Linked DNA regions of Homo sapiens: region 1 is linked to region 2. The links are chromatin loops, found by intact Hi-C in ENCODE. Cell type or tissue: left ventricle myocardium inferior. All regions are shown on one strand. Links, peaks and the distances in the headings refer to the core of each region. The heading gives the core; the rest is flanking DNA.

Region 1 (5,382 bases), core at 263-5,262, 89 kb before region 2:
TCTGCAGTGGGCATATGCAATTTCCATAGGATAAACATTTCCCTCAACCAGCTAGGAGGTAAAAACACTTCTGAGAAATTTAAGGACAGTAACATAATGTCTTTAAAACCAGTGTCTCAAGAAGTATACTATATTAGTGAAACAATAAAATAACAGTGATCACAGATACGTTAAGGCAAGCAGTGGATTAAGCAGGATAACCTAACTCCAAGTAATATACACGAAATTATTTTTTTAAGCTTCCATACCTCTTTAAATTTATTCTTGTGATTTCTTACTTTCCCCTCCCTCACCAAAGGAAGTGCTCACCTTTTCAGATGGAATGAAAGAGGAGAGTGCTGATGTGAGTGACTCAGCCTGTTTAACTCTGCCTCTGTGGTGGTTTGTTGGTTACCTACTAGAGGAGGTGGAACTCAAACAATGTAAAAGCAATCAGGTTGGAGAAGTGCTGAGTTTTTAGTGTCATGGGAACTCGGTGTATGTCTTTGTCACCATTAGCAGTGTTTCTGTGCAGTTCTTCCACAATGGCTCAGCTCATCCTGAGCAAGGACAGCATTTCTGTTTTCCTTTTCCATTCAATATTCTCATCCTATCATCTTTTGATTTGCTAGAATGACTAAATGCTAGAGCAGAAAGTTGGGTTTACTCATCCTCCTGAAGAAGATAGTTAGGCTTACTTGGTATATCTAAGGAAGTAAATTTGGAAGTCAAGGCCTCCCCAGGGACTTCTAAGAACACTCCACTTTTACGCCCTAGGAAGTTAGAGTGAGCAACTGTTAGCTGCATCGTGACTTCTGTTCTCATTTGTCTTAATACATGACAAAAAAATTCTAGAAGGTCAGCCTTTTAATATCTAAGGAGGTGGTTGGAAAATGGCAATGGTCAGAGCTCAAATGGAGTTGTGATTGGGCATAAGTGCCTTGGATGAGTGGAATGCTTCATTGCCTGAGCTGCACAAATGGGAGGTAGAAAGGGATTTGCAATGAAGTTGATGCATTGTTCGTATTCCTTATTTCCACAGCCAACTTTTTAAAGGTGAAAACAGTGTACCTCTTACCTTGCCTTTCTTTTACAGTTTTTTTATTTTTATTTTTTTTGAGACAGAGTTTTTTACTCTTGTTGCCCAGGCTGGAGTGCAATGGCGCAATTCTCAGCTCACCGCAACATCTACCTCCTGGGCTCAAGGGATTCTCCTGCCTCAGCCTTCCTGAGTATCTGGGATTACAGGCATACGCCACCACGCCCGGCTAATTTTGTATTTTTAGTAGAGATGGGGTTTCTCCATGTTGGTCAGGCTGGTCTCGAACTCCCAACCTCAGGTGATCCACCCGCCTCGGCCTCCCAAAGTGCTGGGATTACAGGTGTGAGCCACCGCGTCCAGCCTTCTTTTACAGTTTTTATTGTCAGAGTTGAGTTCACTTTCCTAAGGGAAGGTAGAATTTTTTTTTTGAGACGGAGTCTCGCACTGTTGCCAGGCTGGAGTGCAGTGGCGTGATCTCGGCTCAATGCAACCTCCGACTCCCTGGTTCAAGTGATTCTGCTGCCTCAGCTTCCCGAGTAGCTGGGTTTACAGGCATGGGCCACCACGCCTGGCTAATTTTTTGTATTTTTAGTAGAGATGGGGTTTCACCATGTTGGCCAGGATGGGAAGGTAGAATTTTTAAGGTGAATTCTATCTGATTGCTTAACATTTTAGCTTTAAATTGGAGATTGCACTAAAAGGAATTTTTTTCTTTCTCCACAACTGTCTGCTTGTTAAATTTCGAATAAAGATTTTCAAAATAGAAGTGTGACAAACCTTACTCAACATTTAATAATTGGGAGCTATTATTTATTAAAGTACACATTATCAATGAATTAGAAATTCATTGCTTTAAAAATACTTGTTTTTTGAAAAACTAGAGCTGCACTAATTTTCATATTAGAATGTTTGATTTTTTTTTTTTTTTTGAGATGGAGTCTCGCTCTGTCGCCCAGGCTGGAGTGCAGTGGCCTGATCTCGGCTCACTGCAAGCTCCGCCTCCTGGGTTCATGCCATTCTCCTGCCTCAGCCTCCCAAGCAGCTGGAACTACAAGCACCCACCACCATGCTCGGCTAATTTTTTATATTTTAGTGGAGACAGGGTTTTACCATGTTAGCCCGGATGGTCTCGATCTCCTGACCTCGTGATCCGTCCGCCTCGGCCTCCCAAAGTTCTGGGATTACAGGTGTGAGCCACTGCGCCTGGCAGAATGTTTGATTTTTTTTTTAAGTGGACATCAAATTTATTTTCAGTTAAAAATGCTGAAAGTAATACATTTTTACTTCATCTGTCATAGTGAATGTTGATAATGATAAAATCTTATTTCTCTAAGCACTTTGCCATAGCTAAATACCTTAGTAAAACATGCGATAGACAAGGGTCCGGTCACTAGCCACAGAAAGGCTGTCACTGTTATAGCAGAATGTAATAGGGAAGGAACATTTTATGCCTCAATAAGAACAGTGTATTTGCTTGAGATAGTAATAACCTCTGAGAAGCTGATTAATTGGTAATCACTTAAGTTAGATGATTTTATATTGTTTGATGTCTTATAATCTAAACGTCCCTGTGCTCTTTTAGAGTGTCTGCCTTGACCAGTCAGCATTTCAGGAGGGATTGTGACTGTCAGTTAAGTGCTTTGAAGAGAGAACCCCTGCTTTGTGTCACACCTGAATGTAACAGGACATACTTCTTGGGGCTGTTTAATTTGGGCTCAAAGGGAAGAGTGCCATCTACTGAATGGCCAGCATCAAGTTGAGCAGCTCCTGTTTTCCTTACAGAACTCAGCCAGTTCCTGGAGAAACCAGGCCCAGCTTCATTTGGAGGATTTGACAGGATCTTAGTACCAAGTGGAATTGTTGCCTGCTTAATTTTAATTATGCTTCCCAGCAGGAGGCCTAAACACATGATGAAGAACTAATTCAGTACTTGTTGGAATGCATGGGAAAAGAGAAACCTGAAGAAGTTGTTGAGCCTTATGTTAAAAACAGCCGAGTAGTGGTGAAATTAAATTAAGTGGTAAAGAAAATTATTTTAATGAGAGCAGTCTTTCAATAGCAGGTCTGGTTGGTTATTGATGGCTCCTGCAGACAATAATGATGTTAAAATCTGCTTGGGCTTAGAATCAGCAAACAAATCATTTGCCTAACTGGAGGTAAGGGTTTTAAGAATACTTGAATACTTCGATTGTTTTTTTCTCCTGCCCTTTTTGTCTCATTTTGTAAGGCAATGATTCCTACTTGAGTGAATTCACTGTTTCAAAGTAGATTTTGTTGTTGTTTTGGTGTATGGTAGTGGTTTCCTGGTTTTTGTTTGTTTTTTCTTTCCCTATTTTCCAAAAACTTACTGTGGTAGCAGCCATGGGTAGAACTGGAGGTAGTAGAACTAGTTACAGGTCAGTGGAGGTTTAAGGTATCTGGAATAGGCTTGTCAAAGCCAGACAAGAAGGAACTTTGAAAATATGAATTGAAAGGAAGCTTTGAAATTGTTGCTATAAAAATACACTTGATTGTTACATATTTATATATATTATATGTAATTACTTAATTAGTAATCATTTTTGTTAGCCTTTAAAACCTGCCAAGGATCATTTTAAGCACTTCACATAAATTATCCAAAGTTTAGTGAAGTAACTTGCCCAAGATCGTACCGTTAACAAAGGGCAGAGCCAAGATTTGAGGTCAGGGCTAATACCCTTAAGCACTATGCTATATACTGCTGATTTATTTATGTTTATTTTTGTTGGTGACTGCACAGAAGAGTTGAACCAAGATTAGAATGATATTTCTGCCTTGGCTGGAAAATACTGATGCTGGGGTTCTTGGTTTCTGTTGTTGTTTTTAAGGAAGTGGTAACATGGGTAAATACGATTGAGAATTCACTAGAATCAGGACGTATACATGAGATGAACTTCCAAATGTTTTCTATTTGATTTTGTCTATGTTAACTTTTGTTCCTTCTGCTATATTTAAAACCACAAGAAAAGTTTACTGAAACATGAAGTGAATTGTTTCACCCTGGGGCGTGTGCTTAAAATATACCCTTCATGGGAAGAGTTACTGAAGAGGTTTTGGCTGGGTTTATTTTTTGTAGGGGAGTGGGGATTTGTTTTTTGTATGTATAATATATACATATTTAGTTTGCTTCCTTCTAAATATTTTTATGTGGTAGTACTTTTCAATATGGCAATAATCATGTCCACAGTACAATAAAATTAAACCATGTGCCATCCTGAGGTCCTAGGGGAAACCAAGTTTTTGTGCATACCAAGTACGTTCTGTATACTGAATAAGTACCATACCTTACGTGTATGTACTAAAACTTCATTGAATCCATGTATTTTTTAAATTAAGAGATATTTAATACCTGACTACTATTATGAGTAATGGTCTTGTTTGTTAACACATTTTGAGCATAAAAGGTATCTTGTTTAAAAAGGTTGGGGATCATTGTTTTGGTATAACCAAAAGCTTCTAAAATTGCAGTTAAATGATGGTTTTGCTGTGTATTCTTAACCCAGTCACCCTTAGGGCTTCTGGTCCTTCTCCTTTATCTGTAAGGAATTATACTTTAATATGTGTCTTCCAGAAAATCCCCATAAGCTATGAGATACATCACTCCTTGAGACTCAGACTTTCCCAGTCAAACATAGGAATGGTCAGCAATAACTAAAACAACAATGCAAAATATGTTACTTGCCAGTGTGTGTGATGAATGCCAGATGACAGATACAGAAAACAAATGCCACAGGTCAACTGGTCAAGAAAAGAGATGGAGTGGGCTGGGTGCAGTGGCTCAACGCCTGTAATCCCAGCACTTTGGGAGGCTGAGGTGGGTGGATTGCCAGAGGTCAGGAGTTCGAGACCAGCATGGTCAACATGATGAAACCCCATCTCTACTAAAAATATAAAAATTAGCCAGGTATGGTGGCAGGCGCCTGTAATCCCAGCTACTTGGGAGGCTGAGGTAGGGGAATCGCTTGAACCTGGGAGGCGGAGGTTGCAGTGAGCTGAGATCACGCCATTGCACTCTAGCCTGGGTGACAAGTGAGACTTTGTCTCAAAAAAAAAAAAAAAAAAAAAAAAAGAGTTGGAGTGGTCAGAAAAGCCCTCATGGGAAAGAAGAACAAGGGTGGACCTTGAAGGAGGAGTTAAGATTTCATTAAGTGGAGAAGATGGAAAGGATTTTGGCCAGAAATTACTGTCCGTGAAAATGATTCTTTTTCTATAGCATGATGGGAGATAGTTTATAATAGTGGTTCACAATATCTTGCCACTATAAGGCATTTAACAGCTACAGCAAAGACTTATTTGTAGCAGTGCCAAGGACTGGCCTCCCTAGGAAATACATTAGAATATGG
Region 2 (5,382 bases), core at 311-5,310:
AGGATTGCTTGAGCCTAGGAGTTTGAGACGAGCCTGGGCAACATAGTGAGACCCAGTCTTTGCAAGAAATTAAAAAATTAGTCGAGCGTGGTGGTGTGAGTCCGTAGTCTCATACTTGGGAGGCTGAGTCGAAAGGATTACTTGAGCCCAGTAGATCAAGGCTACAGTGAGCCGTGATCACACTACGGCACTCCAGCCTGGGTGACAGGGCAAGACCCTGTCTCAAAAAAAATTTTAAAAGAACTTATCAACCAAATGATTGTAGTAACAGCATATTAGTAACTGAAAGAATGAAGTGAAGTTTCAATTTTGGTTAAGGTTGTTAAATATTGAGATTTCTTTAGGAAGTATCTCAAAGAGGACCGTTGAATTCTAACTGTAGAGTCTAAATGAAAAAAATTACTAAACTCCATTTTTATGCCAGGGTTTTTGTCTTATAGTTTGCCCATTAAACTAAAGTTGCATAATGTTAAGTAGATTAATTTTTTTGTATTTAGTATTTCTATTTGTAAATTGGCTTAAAAGTAAAAATTTTACTTATGCCTTGGGGAACTTAGTGAAATAATGTGAAAGGGCAAACGCATAGTGTATCATTTCCCTATTCACTTAACGAGAATGATCACTTTCTGCCCAGAGAGGAACAAAGAAGGCTGAGATTTAAAAGAATTAAAAGTTGATATTTTTTTTTCCTAGATCTTGGCTAATGAATTTAAAATCTTCTTTGTGAAAGACTTAAGAAAGTGTATACATTTTGTCTTCCTGCCATATTTTAGGACAGTGGTTTTTAAGTTTCTTTTAATGCAACAGAAACTTCACCAAGGGAAATGATACTTGGTGGCTTGTATTAGTTATCTACTGCTGAATAACAAATTATTCCAGAACTTAGCAGCTTAAAACAAGCATTCATTATCTCACCATTTCTGTGGGTCAGAAGTTTAGGAGCAGGTTAGCTGAGTTTTTCTGGCTCAAGTTCCCTGATGAAGTTGCAGTCAATATGTTAGCCAGGGCTGCTGTCATTTGAACACTTTACTGGGGCTGGAGGATCCACTCTTAAGATGGATCACTCACATGGCTGTTGGCAAAAGACCACAATTCCTTGCCACGTGGACTTTTTCTAAAGCTGCTTGAGTGTTCTTCCCCAGAGCAAGGATCCAAGAGAGAGTAGCCTGAAGGCTGCTTTTGAACTAATCTCAGACATCACACACTGTCACTTCTGCCATATTTATTAGTTAGAAGTGAGTCTTTCAATTCTCCCCATGCTCCAGGGGAGAGAAATTAAGCTCCATCTTTTGAGGAGAGAATTGTCCACTCTCTGGTTACTATTTATTTATTTAGAGACAGGGTCTTACTGTGTTGCCCAGGCTAGTGTGCAGTGGCTGTTAACAGGCACAATCATAGCACACAAAATCCTGTGCTCAAGCGATCCTCTTGCCTCAGCCTCTTGAGTACCTGGGACTACAGGTATGTGCCACCATGCCTGGCAGGTCACAATTTATTTTAAAGGAACCGCAGTCTGTCCTTCTGCCACAATTTATTTTTCTTCCTTCCACATGCAAAATACACTCTTCTTCTCCTAGCACCTCCTAAAAAGTCTTATCCCATTCCAACATTAGCTTGAATCCAGAATCTCATCATCTAAATGTAGTCCAGCTGCAGATGATTGTCCTCAGGGTGTAGAACCTTAAGTACAGGTCCTGTCAATCTATTAACCTGTGAAATAAAGATTCATGTTATCTGCTCCCCAGTGGCAGGAGAGGGCATAAGATAACTGCTACAGACATCCCTCTTCAAAAAGGAGAAAATTGAGAAATTCAAAGGAGTCACTGGTCCAAAGCAATTGTGAAATCCATCTGGACAAATGTTTGGAAGTGTTTTGATTAGGACTCAGTCCTACTATTTACCAGGACTGAACCTCCCTGGTGCTTGGCTCTGCCCACTAGGTTCTTGGTTCCACTGTCTAAGTCATCCTTCCTTTTTCTTGAAAGGTAGCCTGTGTTTGCCACTTTGTGTTTTTCTTAGTCTGCTTTCTTCTTACAGAAGTTTTAGGGGTGCAAAGGCCCCTTTTCCTTTTGTACTGTCTTTGTTCCTTTCAGCCCAAGCTTACAGTGTTTCTGCTGATATAATTCTTTAAAAAATTTTGTCAGTCTCCTGTAAATATTGGGATTCACTCTGTTAAACAAAATCCATAACCAATAAAGATTAAAGTCAGATTTTACTAATTCATGTTTGTAAGTGACAAATTTATACACCTTCTATTTAAAATTCTCAGCTAATTTGGGTAGAAGGGAAATCAGGAGAGAAATTAATAAAAGCAAAGTATAATACTTTTTTATTAAGCACTTACTATATGCCAAGCACCTATTATGCATCTTTAATCCTCAAAGCAATTCAGTTAAAGAAGTATTAAGATGCCTAAGTTATAGATGCATAAACTGAAACTTAGAGACATTAAATAACTTGCTGAAGTTTTACAGCTTAGTTAAATGATGTGGTCAGAATTTAAACTGCAAAGCTCACACCTGTAATCACTAGGCTGTACCACTTACAGCATTCAGTGACAATGAAAAAATTCTGCCTATATGTTTTTATATCATCTTATTCATCTTCAAAGCCTGCTGCTTAAGTTAATTCAACGCAACCTGGAAGAGTTTATAATCACAAGACATTTTGGTGTAAATGTAAATTTGGATGACAAAAATCACCCCTTATTGCTTTGAGCTGAGAAAATAACAAATAATTTTTGTTATTCTGGCCCTCAGGTATTACTTATTTCTAGGAATTTCACAGCCTTTTTATATTTAATTTTTTAAAATAAAATATTTATCTTAGAAATCAAATACCACTTGGTAAATTAATTTGGCTTGAGATTTTGTTGCAGTAGAGAAAATCCACAAGTTCTCTTTGTGGAGACCCTAAGTTCTAATTTACCCCCTTTTCTCAAAACGAAGTGTTCAGGACAAACTATTGGAATTAAGTGATTCCTTTTCAAAGTTAAAGAAGCATATAAATTGAAAAACTAAGCAATAGCACATTGAATACAAGAGATGGTTACTAAATTCTGAATGCATGGATGGATAGAGAATAGCTAGGTGGGCTTTGAAACATTAAACATTTGAATATTGTCCAACAGGCTCCTACTGAACTTGACTGCTTAACAAAACAGTTGCTGGGCTTCCTAAGCCTTACCACCATGGGAAGCAGTTTAGACTGGTTGACACAAATGTGCAGTGTTATTCTGAAAAATAACAGGAGTGTATGTGGTGGTAGCCTGGGCACATGACATACTAACAGTTTTTAATAACAGGGCAATGCATACTGCTGTAAGCTTATTTTGATGCGAGGAGAAACGTCAAAGGCATATACATTTTAGGATATCACTGGAAGTAAGGCCTGAGTGTTAACAGGGTTCCTTAATTCAAATTGGTCAAAATCACCATGATCTGTGGTCAGTTGAGAAGTTTAAGATGCAGGTATTCTTAACTTTATTTACATTTCTGTTGTACACAGCTTCAAGAAAAATATTCTAACCTTTAGCTTCATGTTAATCAAGACTTAGATACAGAAGAAAGACCATCCAGAAGAAAATATGGTTTATTTGTTTTTTCTCCTTTCAACAGGGCCAGTGGTATTCTATTTCCAAATGAGTACATTTCTTAATGGAGAAATTCTAAGTAAGTTTGTTATGCTCCTAATCCTGCTTTAGGAGAGCTCTAATAACATAATTATAGGGTGCCTTGGGAGCAGCAAGTCTGTAATCTTTTTTTTTTTTTTAACTTTTTGCCCCAATTTTCCTCTCTAGTAATTTTGAGGTAAAACATCCAGATGTGGATATTTAAAATTCATCTCTGATGTCTCCTATATTTATCAGTGTTATTATCTGAGTGTAAGTTAGACATTACTGATAAATGAGCCAACATGGAGTTTTTTTTTTTTAAGCATTAATTGAAATAATTTTATCAGGTCAGGTTTTTTTAAAAAATCAAATTGGTTCTCTTTTCTGTGACTTAAGTATTTTATCTCCTGCCACTTTCTCCTGAAAGTTCTGACCTTGGATACAGAGTTTTAAAATGTGATGCCTCAAGTGAATTCTACTTTTGGTTTATAGTATTCCGGAATATGTGAGTACTTAAAGTATATTCTTAGCCTACATGAATCTCACATCTCTGAATATTTGACATTTTTAGAAGTCCATTTATGTCCATACTTTATGAATTCAAAGTTTATAGCCTCACTCCCTCGACATTGATAGATATATAAAATAAAAGGGTGTGAGATTCAGATAAGGCTTTTAAGGCACCCTGTCTCTAACTTAAACATTTTGCTTTTCACCTAGTGATTTTTTTACCATACTTTTTGGACCTATGTTTGAAGAGCTGTTCAAACTATAATGTTCTGGGGGCAAATTAAGTTTTCAAGTAGGATTTTGTTTGAGTTGAAGAATTAAATGGCTTTTTAAAAGTTTATAACATTCAATGAGGATGAATTTCTTATTTAAAGAAAATAAATCTTACCTAGTAGATTATGGGTAGGCCTAATTAGACAGCAGGGATTTCTCATTCAAGTAATAGACTGATAAGACTGTTTTCTAGCTAATAACCTATGAAATGGATATTTGCTACGTTAACTGGGTCAAGATTGAGATCAGATTCTTCACTTTCTTTATATCTAGGAAAATGAAAAGAAACTCTTAACTTAGTATTAATTGAGCACTGAACTACACACTCAGGGAGAATCTAGAAATGTGAAAGACACAGTTTCAGTCCTCAGATAATATGGTATAGTAGAGCAGGAAAATAGTTAAACAATCACAGTCATACACTAGGTACCCTAAGTATAGTATAGGGAAAGTTCACAGTGAAGTGTAGAAGAGAAGAAATACAGAGATCCCTCCTAACTTGGATGATTAGGTGACTTCAAGGAGAAGGTAGCATTTGTAATGTGTTGAATAAAGGAAAGAATTCATTAGGAAGAAGAACAGTGGAAGTCAATACTTCCATTGGATGAAGTAGATCGAGCAGGGCTAGAGAAGTGCAAGTTGTGATCAGAGAATGCTGCAAGAACCTCATAGGCTAAAGCATGAGGTAGTAATGGCAGATAAAGCAAAAAAAATTACATAGCAGCAGACTATGGAAATTTTGCAGTACCAAGCCATTTTGACCTAAGTTAGGAGTCAGTACATTTTCTCATCATTGCCCATTTTGTTTACACAATTTTTTATAAAAGTGTTTGTTTTGGATCTGGGTTCACATTTTACTTTGCCTACCACTTACTAGCTATGTGACATTACGAAGCTCGTTTAACTTGAGCTTCAGTTTCCTTGTTGGTAAAATGGGGAAAATACCTCACACGGTTGTGACAATTAAATAAAATAACATAAGAGCA

Evidence for each region. Hi-C counts contacts between places; a loop is a spot of excess contacts. Peaks named below come from ENCODE experiments on the same cell type or tissue, not always from the same donor. Only the 100,000 strongest peaks of a DNase experiment are listed, where the experiment ranks them.
Region 1: it touches region 2 in a loop (1.9-fold over the local background); 15 of 110 quality-filtered maps call a loop at or near these places.

The regions. Positions count from the first base shown.
Region 1 is chr10:110,013,444-110,018,825 of GRCh38, forward strand. All of the region lies in intron 1 of ADD3 (adducin 3), which reads left to right. Among named protein-coding and RNA genes, the nearest start is that of ADD3-AS1, 7.8 kb to the left of the region's middle. RefSeq lists enhancers at 456-515, 936-1,741. In left ventricle myocardium inferior, for the core only: a CTCF peak has its summit at 2,767 (motif pointing left); no DNase peak of the experiment used is centred there; H3K27ac peaks cover 3,680 bases.
Region 2 is chr10:110,102,383-110,107,764 of GRCh38, forward strand. All of the region lies in intron 2 of ADD3 (adducin 3), which reads left to right. Among named protein-coding and RNA genes, the nearest start is that of ADD3-AS1, 97 kb to the left of the region's middle. In left ventricle myocardium inferior, for the core only: no CTCF peak of the experiment used is centred there; no DNase peak of the experiment used is centred there.